Linked DNA regions of Mus musculus: regions 1 and 2 are each linked to region 3. Evidence: chromatin contacts called from ENCODE Hi-C or POLR2A ChIA-PET data. All regions are on one chromosome and are shown on one strand. Each heading gives the region's core, a stretch centred on a gene start or an enhancer-like site at or near the end of the contact. The rest is flanking DNA. Distances are from core to core; before and after follow the strand shown.

What was found. A loop is a pair of places that touch in the nucleus more often than their neighbours do. ChIA-PET counts read pairs that join two places held with the same protein, here RNA polymerase II (POLR2A).
Region 1: a loop to region 3 is called in a map of left cerebral cortex, with 6 times the contacts of the local background. The contact joins the promoter of Zfp51 here to the promoter of Zfp53 in region 3. A Hi-C loop is called at or near these places in 10 of 37 maps with a recorded cell type or tissue (gastrocnemius, heart and left cerebral cortex). POLR2A ChIA-PET finds 5 or more read pairs at or near these places in 3 of 5 experiments (Patski and embryonic stem cell).
Region 2: a loop to region 3 is called in a map of heart, with 4 times the contacts of the local background. The contact joins the promoter of Zfp52 here to the promoter of Zfp53 in region 3. A Hi-C loop is called at or near these places in 5 of 37 maps with a recorded cell type or tissue (T-helper 1 cell, T-helper 17 cell, heart and 1 more). POLR2A ChIA-PET finds 5 or more read pairs at or near these places in 1 of 5 experiments (Patski).

The regions. Positions count from the first base shown.
Region 1 is chr17:21,447,764-21,452,514 of GRCm38, forward strand. It overlaps Zfp51 (zinc finger protein 51), which reads left to right and starts at 2,611. Exons shown (of 5, transcript NM_009558.4): 1 at 2,611-2,658; 2 at 4,674-4,751. The coding sequence starts at 4,737.
Region 2 is chr17:21,532,698-21,536,863 of GRCm38, forward strand. It overlaps Zfp52 (zinc finger protein 52), which reads left to right and starts at 2,842. Exons shown (of 5, transcript NM_144515.2): 1 at 2,842-3,136. It overlaps 9330136K24Rik (RIKEN cDNA 9330136K24 gene), which reads right to left and starts at 3,181. Exons shown (of 3, transcript NR_131123.1): 1 at 3,126-3,181; 2 at 1,731-1,774. It also overlaps a transcript of Zfp53 not described here.
Region 3 is chr17:21,486,489-21,491,041 of GRCm38, forward strand. Zfp53 (zinc finger protein 53) reads left to right here and starts at 2,500. Exons shown (of 5, transcript NM_013843.3): 1 at 2,500-2,777.

The DNA of each region.
Region 1 (4,751 bases), core at 1,361-3,860, 39 kb before region 3:
TTACTCCCCCGCCCCTGCTCCGTGGTCTCCCCTCCCACAGTTCTTTATCCCACTTCTCCTCCAACTTGCCTCTGAGAGGGTCCTCCCCCCAATCAGACCTCCCCTTTCCCTGGGGCCTCACTAGGCACATCTATCACTGAGGCCAGACCAGGCAATCCTTTGCTATATATGTGCTGGAAGCCTCAGACCAGCCCATATATGCCGCCTGGTTGGTGGCTAATCTCTGGGAGCTCCCTTTGGTCCAGGTTAGTTGAGACTTCTGGTCTTCCTATGGGTTTGCCCTCCCCAACTGCTTCTTCAATCCTTCCTCTAATCCAACTATAGGGTCCCCTCCCCCCAACTTCAGTCCAATGGTCAGGTGTAAGCTATCCTGTGTCTGTCTCAATCAGCTACTAGTAGAGCCTCTCAGAGGAGAGCCATGCTAGGCTTCGGTCTTCTCCATTTTTGCCCCTGCATTCCTTTTAAATAGGAACAGTTCTTGGTCAAAAATTTTTACTGAAGGTCAGCAAGCCTGTCCCTCCACCTCTATCTACTGGAGGTAGTTCCCCCTACCCACTGTTGGGCATAAAATGCCATCTTTGAAACAACCCCACAACAAGATTGACAGGATTTTATTTCAAAAAACCAATTTCAAAGTGACTTAACAGCTACCACTTATTGATACAAAAGAGAAAAACTTCCTGACTCTTAACTATTACCTGATACTAACCCAGATTCTGAGCCAGTCTTGGTGGACCATCCCATTAATCCTAGCATTTCAGAGGCAGAGTAGGCTGACCTTAGTGAGTTCAAGGACAGCCTGGCTCTGAAAAGCAAAAACAAAATAAAAAACAAAAACAATCAAACAATTTAACAAATAGAAGTCCTCCACCCGATACTGATACAATTAAAAAGAAATTATAGACTGATGTAATTTAAAAACAACTTTGAGGGGCTCAGGAGATGGCTCAGAGGTTAAGAGCACTGTGTAGCCTTCCAGAGATCCTGAGTTCAATTCCCAACAATCACATCATGACTCACAACCATCTGTAATGGGATCCAATGCCCTCTCCTGGTATGCAGGTGTACATGTAGATAGAGCACTCATGTAAAAGAAATAAATATGTTTCTTTTAAAAAAATGTTTTTTGAACTGGGCATGGTAGCACACTTCATTAATAATTGTGTTACACAAAGAAAACCTTTCTCAAATGAATGAGTGAGTGAATGAATGACCTCCCCCAAGTTTTCTATTATTAGCTATTTCACACTTGCATATTGCATTTGTATGTCCACATCAAGTATTGCCCAATATTTTGGTATACTTTTGATATAAAGTACATATTCCACTCCTAAAACTCTGCTCTTCTGATTTACAATTCCAACAAACCTCTCGATTGTGTTCATCTCTATTCATATTGCCAGGGACCCAGTAAGATAGGAGCTATGTGTTGGAGCCTGATGTGCTCAGCACAAGATGACAACTAAAGGTAGTGATTATTCTCCTACAATCTATCCATAGCCAACCTCTGGGAGGTAAAGTGAGCTGTTCCAGTTCCTAGAATGACTGTGGTCTTGTGTGAGGCCAGTGAACATAAAGACAGCTGCTGTTGGTTACTGATTACAATAATTGTATGGAGTCTAGAGAATAGTGTGTCTTAGCCCATCCTCTCCTCTTTTCCTTCTTATATCCTAACCACCTCTTCTTTGGTGTTCACCAAGCTAGATGAACTAACTAGTAACTGACTATATTAAGACTAGAACCATATACCTTATTTTTTGCATCTGTGCAAGTTAAGGTCTCTGCATTCAACACTCCAGAAAAAAGGGAGGGAGGGAGGGAGGGAGGAAGAGAGAAAGAGATAAATAGATAAATAAATAAATAAATAAATAGAGGGGTGGAAGGAAGGGAGGAGAGAAGGAAGGAAGGAAGGAAGGAAGGAAGGAAGGAAGAAAGAAAGAAAGAAAGAAAGAAAGAAAGAAAGAAAGAAAGAAAGAAAGAAAGAAAGAAAGAAAGAAAGAAAGAAAGAATTGGTTTTTCTCACTTTAAGCATAAATCACAAGACTAACTCCTTTCTGAGTTAGTAAAATGACAGACCGCCATCTAGTGGTAACATCAGTACAGCACAGGATGAATTCGGCCCTGGGCGGATAGCAAAGAGCCACTGAATTCTTGAGACACCTATTTCTTTTCAAATTCCAAGTTCTTTAAAAGTCTCTCCCAAGTCAAAATTTTAGGATTTGCTTTTGGCTTCTCATGTTTGTGTTTTGGGGATGGGACTTGGGCTTCTGAATTTAGCCTGTGTTGTTGTTGTTTGGTACAAAGTATGTATTCCAGCGGCTGGAAGTCCAGGAGGTGTTAGGCTTCCGGTCATTTATCTAAATGGTTCTGAACTCACTATGGGGGTCAGATATCGGGGTGCAAAGTCCTACCAGATCCACTTCTGGTCTAGCTAGCAGCAAGCATGAGGGGAGGCTGGGCGAGCTGACAGCTGGGCCTGTGTGGAAGGCAGCCAGAGACAAAGTGGGAGGGACGGGTCTCCGCGGGGCAGGGCCACTCACCCGGAAACGGAGGGTGCAAGCACATTGGACGTTACCAGGAAGTGTAGAAAAGTGTTGAGTGGGAGGAGTTAGAGGAGTGACGTGAGCGGAAGCTGGGAAACTAGGTGAGTGAAGCCAGGTAAGTTGAGAACCAAAGCCAAAAGTGTTAACGACCTGTTCACGTCCAGAGCTCACGGCCCTGCACCGTAGGGAATCGCGTAGTGTAGACCTGGGATAGCAGAACGGGGAGGAATTTAGGGGAAGGTAAAACGCCGGCCAGCCGTGTGCCGCGCGGGGCATCTTGGGAGAGTCAGCAGCACAGCAGCTGGAACCATAGCTCAGAAACCTCCCAAGTCAAAGGAGCTACGGGGCTGGGAAGGGGCCGGAAGAGAGCAGGGCGTGATCAGTTTTTCTGGTGTTCATAAGTAAGCTGGCTCGATATATTTTAGTGCATATAAACTGAAATAATCCTGATGTGTTTTTCATTGACCAAATGATTGCCAAAATATTCAAAATAGTAGAATAGTAGAATATTTTAGTTTATCTACTGAAGTTTGCAAACCAGTTCTCTTTGTTGAGATAAAGGATAAAGCTCTTTAAATTTACTTACATCCATGCTAACTCCACTGTTATACCCAGGACATACTTGGTGACTTAACATCCCCAGAGAGCTTTTAGCTATTACTCATGAAAGGAATGGCTGGAAATGTAACTGAATCTCAGCGTATATTTGTTGCGAGTTTCGTAGATATAGTTGTAAATATAACTAGAAGTGATTGTCATCACTTCTTCCTCTCCTTCTAGTCTCTCACTCCTCCACTACCTTCCTCCCCCTATCCTACACCTTCCTCTCTTTATCCTCAGAGAAGGGAAAGCCTCCTGTGGATATCCACCCTCCTTGGCATATCAAGATGCAGTGGGATTAGGCACTGCACTGAGGCTATTGAGGCTAGACAAGGCAGCCCAGTTAGGGAAAGGGGATCCAAAGGCAGTCAACAGAGTCAGAGACAGCCTCTGCTCCAGTTGTTAGGGGACCAACATGATAACCAAGTTGCACATCTGCTACAGTTCACAGTTAGAAAGGACATTATAAACCAGTTTTTAATCCTTTAATCCCTGTATCCTATAACCCTTTAATCCTTTAATCACAAGCCTTTAATGCCTACACTTAGGAAACTGAGGCAATTGGATCTGGGAGTTCCTTGCCACCCTGGTACATAAAGGGAGTTTAAGGACAGCTAGAACCACAGAGAAATGTCAGTGGGAAGAGGGAGAAGGAAAAGGAAAAAAGAAATAAAACAGAAAAGGTATTATATTGTATATGATGGTACTATAAATCATCTTTCAAATAATTACTTTAGCTCTTCTATATCAGAAAAAAGACAGCAAAAGTATTTTGTCTCCTTAGTTCTAGAAAACCACTTTGTCCATGAACACAAACTGTTTTTTGGTTTGGTTTGGTTTAGTTTGGCTTAGTTCCTGTGTTTGTTTTGTCTGTGGCTTGAACCCATTGTGTCCCTCTGTCTGGCCCAGAACTCATCCTGTCATGTAGACTAGGCTGGACTGGAAGTCACTGAGTTACACCTGACTCTGTTTCCTGAGTGCTAGCGTTAAAGGTGTGCACCAGGACCACTATTCAAACTGTTGTTTTGTATTTTGTGGTCAGTTCACGGCCACCAGTGTGACTGTGGACTTCTGCCAGAAAGAGGGGCAGTGTCAGCACCATGCTGGGAGTGCTTTGTACAGAGACTGGAGGTTGTAGAATTACAGTATTCTGGTTTGTGTGGGTGAGAATAGTTTGCTTCAGCCGCCTTTCACTGAGAAAAATCTCCTCAGGACTGTACTTTCACTCCTCAGGGTTTTGTGGCAAGTCCTCTGCAAGCATTAGCTCCTTTGGGAGAATAGGACTTCCATCATTTTTAGTCCAGGATAAATTTGGAACCTCACTAGTGTGTAATATTCTCATCCCAGTCATTCAGTTCCATTTCTGCCCCTCAGATTTGGCTGAACTGTGATTGGAAGAGAGTTTTCAGTTACACTAACTGAAAATGCTTTCTAAATATTTTCAGTATTCTGACACTGCATAACATCTACTGAGCACAGTACTGTGCAAGAAATGCAGGTGCTTGCTGAAGATCTCTTTCTTATGTGCAGGGCTCACTGATCACCCAGACCTGCTCACCTGTGGAGCAGAGCAAAGAGCCCTGGAAGATGTAGATGGAGGAGACAGTC
Region 2 (4,166 bases), core at 1,592-4,091, 47 kb after region 3:
GCTCACCCAGGCGCGTTTCTCTCCCCTTCCGCCGAGCGGCGCACACAAGGGTCCACGGCCCCTAGAATGGTCTAAGACTCCCGCGGCCCTAACCTAGATCTCCATAAGTGAGGACATGAGTTCCCAAAGAGCAGAGCTTCAAGCTTGGACAAAAGCAGGAGAGGCCGATGTCTCCCTTTACCAGATCGTAGAATGGCCTCCTGGTCACTCATTTTGCTCAGTAAATGGCTACCCTTCCTGCCAGAAGTGCTCGCTCCCGATCTGAACTGATGTAGTCTAAGTTGTAAAGAGAGTGGACACCATCCTGCCACACTCAGCCCACTGAGAAGAACAACCACCGGGGCAGTCACCTTCCCAGAGCTACAATAAGACAATATACTATGTTAAGATGGCAGGCAACCCAGGAGGGCTTCAGACTAAATTTTTCCAGCCTCTGCCTCTCCATGCCCTCTGCCCAAAGATTAAAATAAAGATAAGATTGGCCTTCAGAGCCTGAGTCTTTCATCCTGTCCTTGTGTCTTTCCTTGTTGATAAGGTCCTGATAGTTACCCAAGGTAAAGGCACAATTTACTTGATAGAAATGAGTTAACAAGTGGATCTTCTATCTACTGACACTGAAGACATCTATTGTACTAGAGAGGATATTCTAGTTGAGGTGTATGAGTTTTCAGGCACATATAACATACCAAATATAAATGACATGAAACAAATATTATAAACAAGACTAAGAGGAGCAATATGACTGAATCAATTATAAAATGACATCTTCAAAACAAAGCCCAGGACCAAATTGACAGAATTCTATCAGGACTTTGAAGAGCAGCAAATAGACTAATATTTAATACTTCTTGACACACACAAAAATATCAAGACTTCCTGACTCTATTATCTGATACTAAGCCAGATAATGAATAAACCTGACATGTTGGAGCATGCCTTTAATCCTAGCATTCCAGAGTCAGGAACTGCTGATCTCAGTGAATTCAAGGCCATCTTGGCCCTCAAAACTGAAAAAAAAAAAAAAAAAAAAAATCCATCAGATACTGTTAGAACTAAGAAGAAATTACACACTGATTTTTTTTTAATTGATCTAGGTATGTTATCACGGGCCTTTAAGCACAGGTTCACACAGAGAAACCTTGTCTACCATGAATGAATGCCCCGATTTTTTTATTATTAGTTATTTCACACATACACACACACAAAGATAAAATGCATGTATATCACAGCATTGTGTGTTTCTGTGCCCACTTCAAATACTGCCCATTCTCACTCCTACCTCTCTGCTATCCTGGTCCACAGTTCCAACAGTCACTTTGTTCATGTCTATTCATATTGCCTGGCACCCACTAAGATGAACCAGAGCCATTTGTGAGACTGTGGGTTTGAAGCTATGTTCAGGAGCCTGATGTGCTCAGCACAGGATGACAACTAAAGCCAGTGATTCTTCTTCTACAGTCTATCCATTGCCAATGCCTGAGAGGTAAAGCCTTTTCCCTTTCCTAGATTGACCGTGGTCTTGTGTGGGGCCAGTGCAGGCAAGGACAGCTGCTCTTGGTTACTGATTGCAGTAGTTGTATGGAGTCTAGAGAACTCTAGACTTGGAATTCTTAGCCTTTCCCCCTCTCTCCCTTCTTATTTCCTAACCATCTCTTCTTCCTCCATGCTTCTCAGAGCTAGACATTGGATTGTAAAACTGACTTTTCTAGGGTTGGGACCACAAACCTTACTTATTTTCTGCATCTGGGACGTGCAAGATTCTCTGCGTACACCACTGTACTAGAGAGAGAGAGAGAGAGAGAGAGAGAGAGAGAGAGAGAGAGAGAGAGAGAGTTAGTTCTAGGTTTTATCTCAAAGCACTTTTGGAATCATGAAGACAAACTTGTTTCTGCTTTACTAAAATGACATGTCCGCCATCTAGTGGTGAAAGAAGTTCAATGAAGTATGAATTCAGTCCTGACTGTTGAGGTCTGTCCCTGTAACATAGCTGTAGCCATTTTGTTCCATGCCTGCCAGCTATTTCACATTGTTTCTGTAATATGCCAGTTAGTCATTGACACAGAAAAATAATTTGACTCAGAGCAGGGTCGTGTTCCACATACCCTGTTATCTTCTGTGTGTTCTGAAGTTGGTTAATCTTAAGAACTTTGAAAATTATATGCTCCACTTAGGACCAATCAGAATAAAGGTCAGATAGAACTGCTCTGTCTGGCTAGCAAAAATAGCTTGGGTCAGAGAAAACCACAGGTCAGCACTTCCTGCACCTGCATATGAGCGCATTGTGATTTTTTTCATTCTTAAACCAGTCCTGAGAAGTGTTTGTGGTTGTAGCTCAGCCCCCAAATTCTGATCAGTCTTAGGGTATGCATCCAATTATCTGTCCTTGTCTGACTGAGATCAGGGTTTGTGTGGCATGTAGGGCTACTGCTGGACCCCAACACTGACCACTGAGTTCTTGAGACAACCTCCCCCCTCCCCCAAATCCACGTTCCTGAAAAGTCTCTCTCCAAATCAAAATTGAAGTATTTGGTTTTGGTTTCTCATGTTTGTGTTTTGGGGATGGGACTCTGGCATCCGAATTTAGCCTGTTGTTTGGTATGCAGTATGTGGTGGAGAGGATGATAGTGAGATGGGGATCTTAGGTTGTCTGTTTTGCATCTGAAAGATTCAGAATTCACTATGGGGATCAGATATCGGGGTGCAGGGTCCTACCAGATATAGTTCTGGTCTAGACTGGCTGCAAGAGTGTGGGGAGACTGTGCAGAGCAACCTGAAGGGAAGAGCTGTGGCAGAAAGAAGCCTGAGACAGAGTGGGAGGGGCCGGTCTCCGCTGGGCGGGCCCACTCGCCCAGAAATAGAGGATGGAAGATGTGGTACATTGGCTGGGTGTAGAGGAAGGGTGTAGTGTGGGTGGGATTAGAAGACTGAGGCCAGGGAAGCTAGGAAGCAAGGTGTGTTAGCTTGGGAAGTGGGACTAAAAAGTCAAAGTCTGGAGTGTCAAGAATCCGGTACAAGACTGAGCTGGGGTTGGGGTTGAGGGGTAGAGCGGCTGCACAGTGTGGAATCGCGTGGTGGAGACCTGAGTATGGAGGAAACGGCGGGGCTCGCAGAACCGGAAAACTTACCTATACCGCAGGTACCTTTTGAGCATCCTGGGAGAGTCAGCAGTTTAGCAGCTGGCAGAGGCAGCAGCGGGGGATGGGGGAGAGGAAGTGGGAGTGGGGGTGGGGACAAGGGAGGGAGGCGCTCGAACCTTCCAGGTCCGAGGAGCTGAGGCGGGGCTGGGGAATGGGCAGGAGTGGGAGGGGAGCAGAGCGGGATCAATTTCCCCTCTGATCATAAGGATAACGACTCTCAAAATTGTGCTGTGGATGTCAGACCCTCGTCGATAAATTTTCAGTAATATTAACTGGAATAATACTATTTCTTTTTATTGACCTTCTGGCTGATCTAGTAGAATATTTGAATTTATCAGTTAATATTTGAAAACGCAGCTCTCTTTGCTATGACGGAAAGGACAAAGCTATTGAAATTTACAATCATCCATACTAACTTCCGTATTCTACCACTTCTCTATTTAAGAAAGTGGCATGTGGTGGATTCCCCATGAGCTTTTAGTCACGAAAGGAACTCCTGCAAACTTAAATGAATTTGATTGTACTGTTTGTTGTGAGTTTTACTGGTATGGATGTAAAAATTAAGTTTTAAAAGTAAACTGTCTATCTACTATTAATTTTCCATCGGGAACGTATGCAATCTGTGATGCAAATTGTGAAAAGAGTGGCGCCAGGCTTGGTGACACTCACGTTTTATCTCAGCACTCAGGAGCAAAGGCTATATAGTGAGTTCCAGGACAGCCAGAGCTATATGGTGAGACACTGTCTCAAAAAACAAAACAATAAAAATAATTACAAAAAAAAAAAAAAAAAAGAGGAGGAGAGAATAAATAATGAAGGAAGGAAAGAAGAAAGGAAGAAAGCAAACAATCAAGGAAGGAAAGCCAGCTAAGAAAAAGAAAAAAAAATGTGTCTTCTTGTTGAGGTCTGCCCCATCTCAGAATAGCTGTAGCCATTTTGTTCCATGCATGCCAGCTATTTCAGATTGTTGCTGTAACATGCCTGCCAGTCACTGACACAGAAAAATAACTTGACTCAGAGCAAGGTCAT
Region 3 (4,553 bases), core at 1,250-3,749:
CACCTCTTCTTCCTCATTGTCCTCACATTCAGCAGTCATATAATAATGCTAAGCGTAAAGATATAGTATATATGTGCAGACCTGTGTAGGCCCTGTGTCTGCTACTTCAGTCCCTGTGAGTTCACTTGCACTTGCTTATTCAGAGGGTCTTGTTGTCCTGGTGTCCTCTATCTCTCCTGGCTGTTAACACTCTTTCTGCCTCATCCTCTCTACGGTTCCCTGAGCTCTGAGGGGAAGCATTTGATGGAGACCTCCATGTAGACTCTCTCTTCTCCTGATGTCTGACTTTGGGCTTCTGCATCTGTTCCCATCTGCAGTTGTAGACATCTTCTCACATGATGACTGAATAAAGCACTGATCTATTAGTACAGCACAACAGAATTAGTAGTCGATTTTGTTCATACTTCTATTTCTCATTTTACATGACTAGTGTTTGTTTTATCCTAGGTTTCTGGGCTGTCTAGGCTCTGGTCCTTGGTTATGCAGGCAGGTTGGGTATGACTTTCACCTTTTGGAGTGAGCCTTAACTCAAATCAGACATTGGTTGGCTACTTCCATAATTTCTGTTCCACCATTGCCATGCCATCTTGTGGGCAGGACAGATGGTAGGTCACAAGTTTTGTAGCTGCTGCAGTCATACCTTAAAGCTCCATTTCATTATTGCATTTCACATACTTTTTAATTGTGAGGAAAAATTCAAGATATGCAAACAGAAATTTCTCCCTAAATATAGTGACGATCTGATCAGAAAATAGAATTTGGAAAATCATTCCTTAGATTTCTCTATTCTGTCTTTTCTTCATATACTGAGTACAGTACTGTGATAGACGTTTGTGTTCTTTCTAAATATTCTTTCATTAGTCATGGGCTACCTCAGAGAACACATGGATTATTACATTCAAGTTAGATCTGGTCACCTGTCTGAGGCAAATGAGATTGCCCAGAAACATGGAGATGATATAGCCACAACCATGGTGGGCAAGTGAATGAGCAGGACACAACAGGTGTCCTGCCTGTTGTAACTGTTAGAAGACATTGCACCTTATTGTATCTGAATTACAGTGACTTAACACTAGTATAAAACAAAATTTACTTGACTATGCTGATGTCAGATTGGAATTTTTTTTTTTTACAAATATAAACCTAATGTGAGTCCATGAAGTAGCATTGTTCTGTAATTGCCTTCCTTATATGTAGGTATTCATTCATATTACATCCTTCATTTTCTTCTCAGTGGAGGATACACTGATACCCTTCTGGTAAATGATCTCAGGAGTCATTGTAGAGAGTTGACTTGAGAATAACTGTAAAAGGAAAGTTAAGAAACACAACAGTGTGTGGAACTCAGACAATGGAGGAAAGAAATAAGCAATAGCTGTCCACTGCAGACCTGCCTCAAATCATCTAGAAACTCTGACATCTGGCAGAATATTTGCTTTACATCAATAACTTTTGAAGAATCTAGTGATTCTATCTCTCTCTCTCTCTCTCTCTCTCTCTCTCTTTTTCCCCCCACCCCCCGGAAAGAAAGAAAAGGCCTTTGATGTTTTAAATGGAGCCTTTAATATTACAAAGTCTGGGTCATCAAAACAGTAATCTTCATTATGGTACATTAGTTTACCCAAGTATTGTGAATCTGAGTGCATTAAATTCTTCTTCATCAATTTCTGAGAAAAAATATTTAAAAACAGAAACATGTACTCTGAGTTGCACCCTAAAGCTGATTACTGATTTCTCAATTATTTGTTTCATCTTGGTTTTTCTGAAAATCCATGCAATTATAGTATAAGAAAATGTTAACTCCCCAGAGGTCTACTTACAAATCACAACTGTGTAAGTAATGGAAACATAAAGTTAAGAAACTTGCAAAAGCTTTTAATGAAGTTTAAATCTTAAAACACCGCAATTTATATTAAACTAAAATTATGCAAAGGTAACTGGGGACCACTGATGTGGTTCATAGACATCATAGGCGGGTAGGACTTTTCAATGGCTTCTTCCTTTAAGCTGTTTATCAGGTAGGATTTTTCTTTATTTTAAAACGAAGACTATGTTCCACGTTCCTGAAAAGTCTCTCCCCAAATCAAAATTGCAGTATATGGTTTTGAGTTCTCACGTTTGCATTTTAATAGATGGCATTCTGGCATCTGAATTTAGCCTGTTTTGCTCTTTGGTATATATTATATGGCCCAGAGGCTCATAGTCCAATGGGGGTGTTAGGATGCCTATTTTGTATCTGACGGGTTCAGAACTCACTATGGGGGTCAGATACCGGGATGCTGCGTCATATCAGATCCAGTTCTGGTCCAGGCTCGCAACAAGCAGGTGGGAAGACCGTGCAGATCAAGGCCAGGTCAGCCTTACAGCTGGATCTGTGGGAGGAAGCCTGAGACCGAGTGGGAGGGACTGATTTCCGTGGGGCGGAGCCACTCACCCGGAAGCAGAGGATGGGAGGATGTTACACATTGGCTGGGTGTAGAGGAAGGGTGTGGAGTGGGCGAGTTTAGAGGAGTGACCAGCAGGGATACTGAGATGCAATGTGTGTGAGCCTAAGGAATTGAGGCTAAATAGTCAGAGCCTAAAGTGTTAAGAACGCGTTTCCGGCCTAGGGTCTGCACTGTGTGGAGTCGCGTGGTGCAGACTTGCCTGCAGAGCACACGGCCGGGGTCTCGCGGGACCCGTGAACCCCCAAAGCTACAGGTGCCAGGCGGGGCGTCCTGGGAGAGTCAGCAGCGCCGCGGCGGGAACAGCAGCCTGGCGGCCCTGGAACCTTCCAGGTCAGAGGAGCTGCGGGGCTGCAGAACGGGCGGGAGTGGAGCAGAGCATGATCAATGTCTCCGCAACTCATAAAGATGACAGCTCTCAAAACTGTGCTGTTGGATGTCTTACCCTCGTCGATACATTTTTCAATAATATTGACTGAATAGTGCTATTTTTAATTGATCTTCTACCCTCCACATATTCTCCTACGAATAACCTAGTAGAACATTTAAATTTATCGGTTGATATTTGCAAACGCGGTTCTCTTTGCTATGGTGGAAAGGACAAAGCTCTTGAGATTTTCGATTATCCATACTAACTTCCGTGTGCTACCACTTCCTTATTCAAGAGAGTGGCATATGGACCTAGGGACTATGATTCCATGAAAGCTTCTAGATATTAGTCATGAAAGGAACACCTGCAAATTTAATTAAGAGTACAATTTGTTGTGAGTTCCACAGGTATGGATGTAAACATTAACTTTTAAAAGTCAACGTTTTATCCACCATTAATTTTTCATCTAAAACTCTGTGTATTCACTCTGTGATGTAAATATAGCGTTGTGAAAAGGGTGCCGCCAGGCTTGGTGACACTCATCTTTTATCTCAGCAGTCAGGAGACAAAGACAGATGGATCTCACTGAGTTTGTAGGCCAACCTGATCTACATCGTGAGTTCCAGGACTACCACAGCTACATTGTGAGACCCTGTCTCCAAAAACTTAAATATAAATACAACAACAAGACAAACAAGGGGAAGGAAGAAGGAAGGATGGATAAGAGGGAGGGAAGGAGAGAAAAAAAGTAAGGAAGGCAGGCAAGTCAGACAAAAAAAATTTTTTTTTGTCTTCTTCTGAGTTCTTAATGTTGCAAATTAGAGCCTGGAAAATCACAGTATGCTGTTTGAGGGAATCAGGCTACAGGGTTTTCACAGTTAGACAGCATTTGGTGGTGGTACACACCTATATTCCCAACACTCCAGAGGCAGAGGCAGGTGGAGTTCTTTGCCAGCCTGGTCTACAGAATGAGTTTAAGGAAACCCAAGGCTGCACAGAGAAACCCAGTTTTGCAGCAAAAAGAAAGAGACAGAGAGAATGAAACAAAATTAAAAGGCATTAATTATAGTATATGACAATATTAGAAATAATCTTGTGAATAATTATAACTCATCTACATCAGAAAATATCTGCAATCTTGTTTTGTTAATGGTTCAAGAAAAGCATTCTGCCCATGGACACATGACTAAACTGTTATGGAAAAGTCACCATTGTAGACCAGGCTGGACTGGAATTCATAGATTTCTACCCACCTCTATTTCCTCAGTGCTCACATTAAAGTTGTGCACCAGCAGGAATGTTCAAACTGTTATCTTTTATTTTGTGGTCTGTTGACAATCAGTGGTGTGACTCTGGACTTCTCCCAGGAGGAGGGGCAATGCCTGGTCTCTGCTCAGAGGGCTCTGTACAGACTGCATGTTGCAGAATTGGAACTCTGATTTCTGTGGGTGAAAATAGTTTTCTTGCTGTCTCCCTTGCTCCTCCTTTGGGTTCTTGGCAAATTAGACTGCAAGTATGTGAGATTTCTGTGGATGAGTCTCACATTCTACTGAGTAAGGTGAAATCCTCACAGGAACAAAGACCGATTTCAGGAAATGCTTTCTCTTCTTTGGGGTGTTCCTTTGTGAGTATAAGGCTTCCATAATTTTTAATCCAGGATAAATTTAGAACCTCACTAGTATATAATATTCTCATCCCAGTCATTCAGGTCCATTTCTGCCTCTGAGATTAAACTGGGC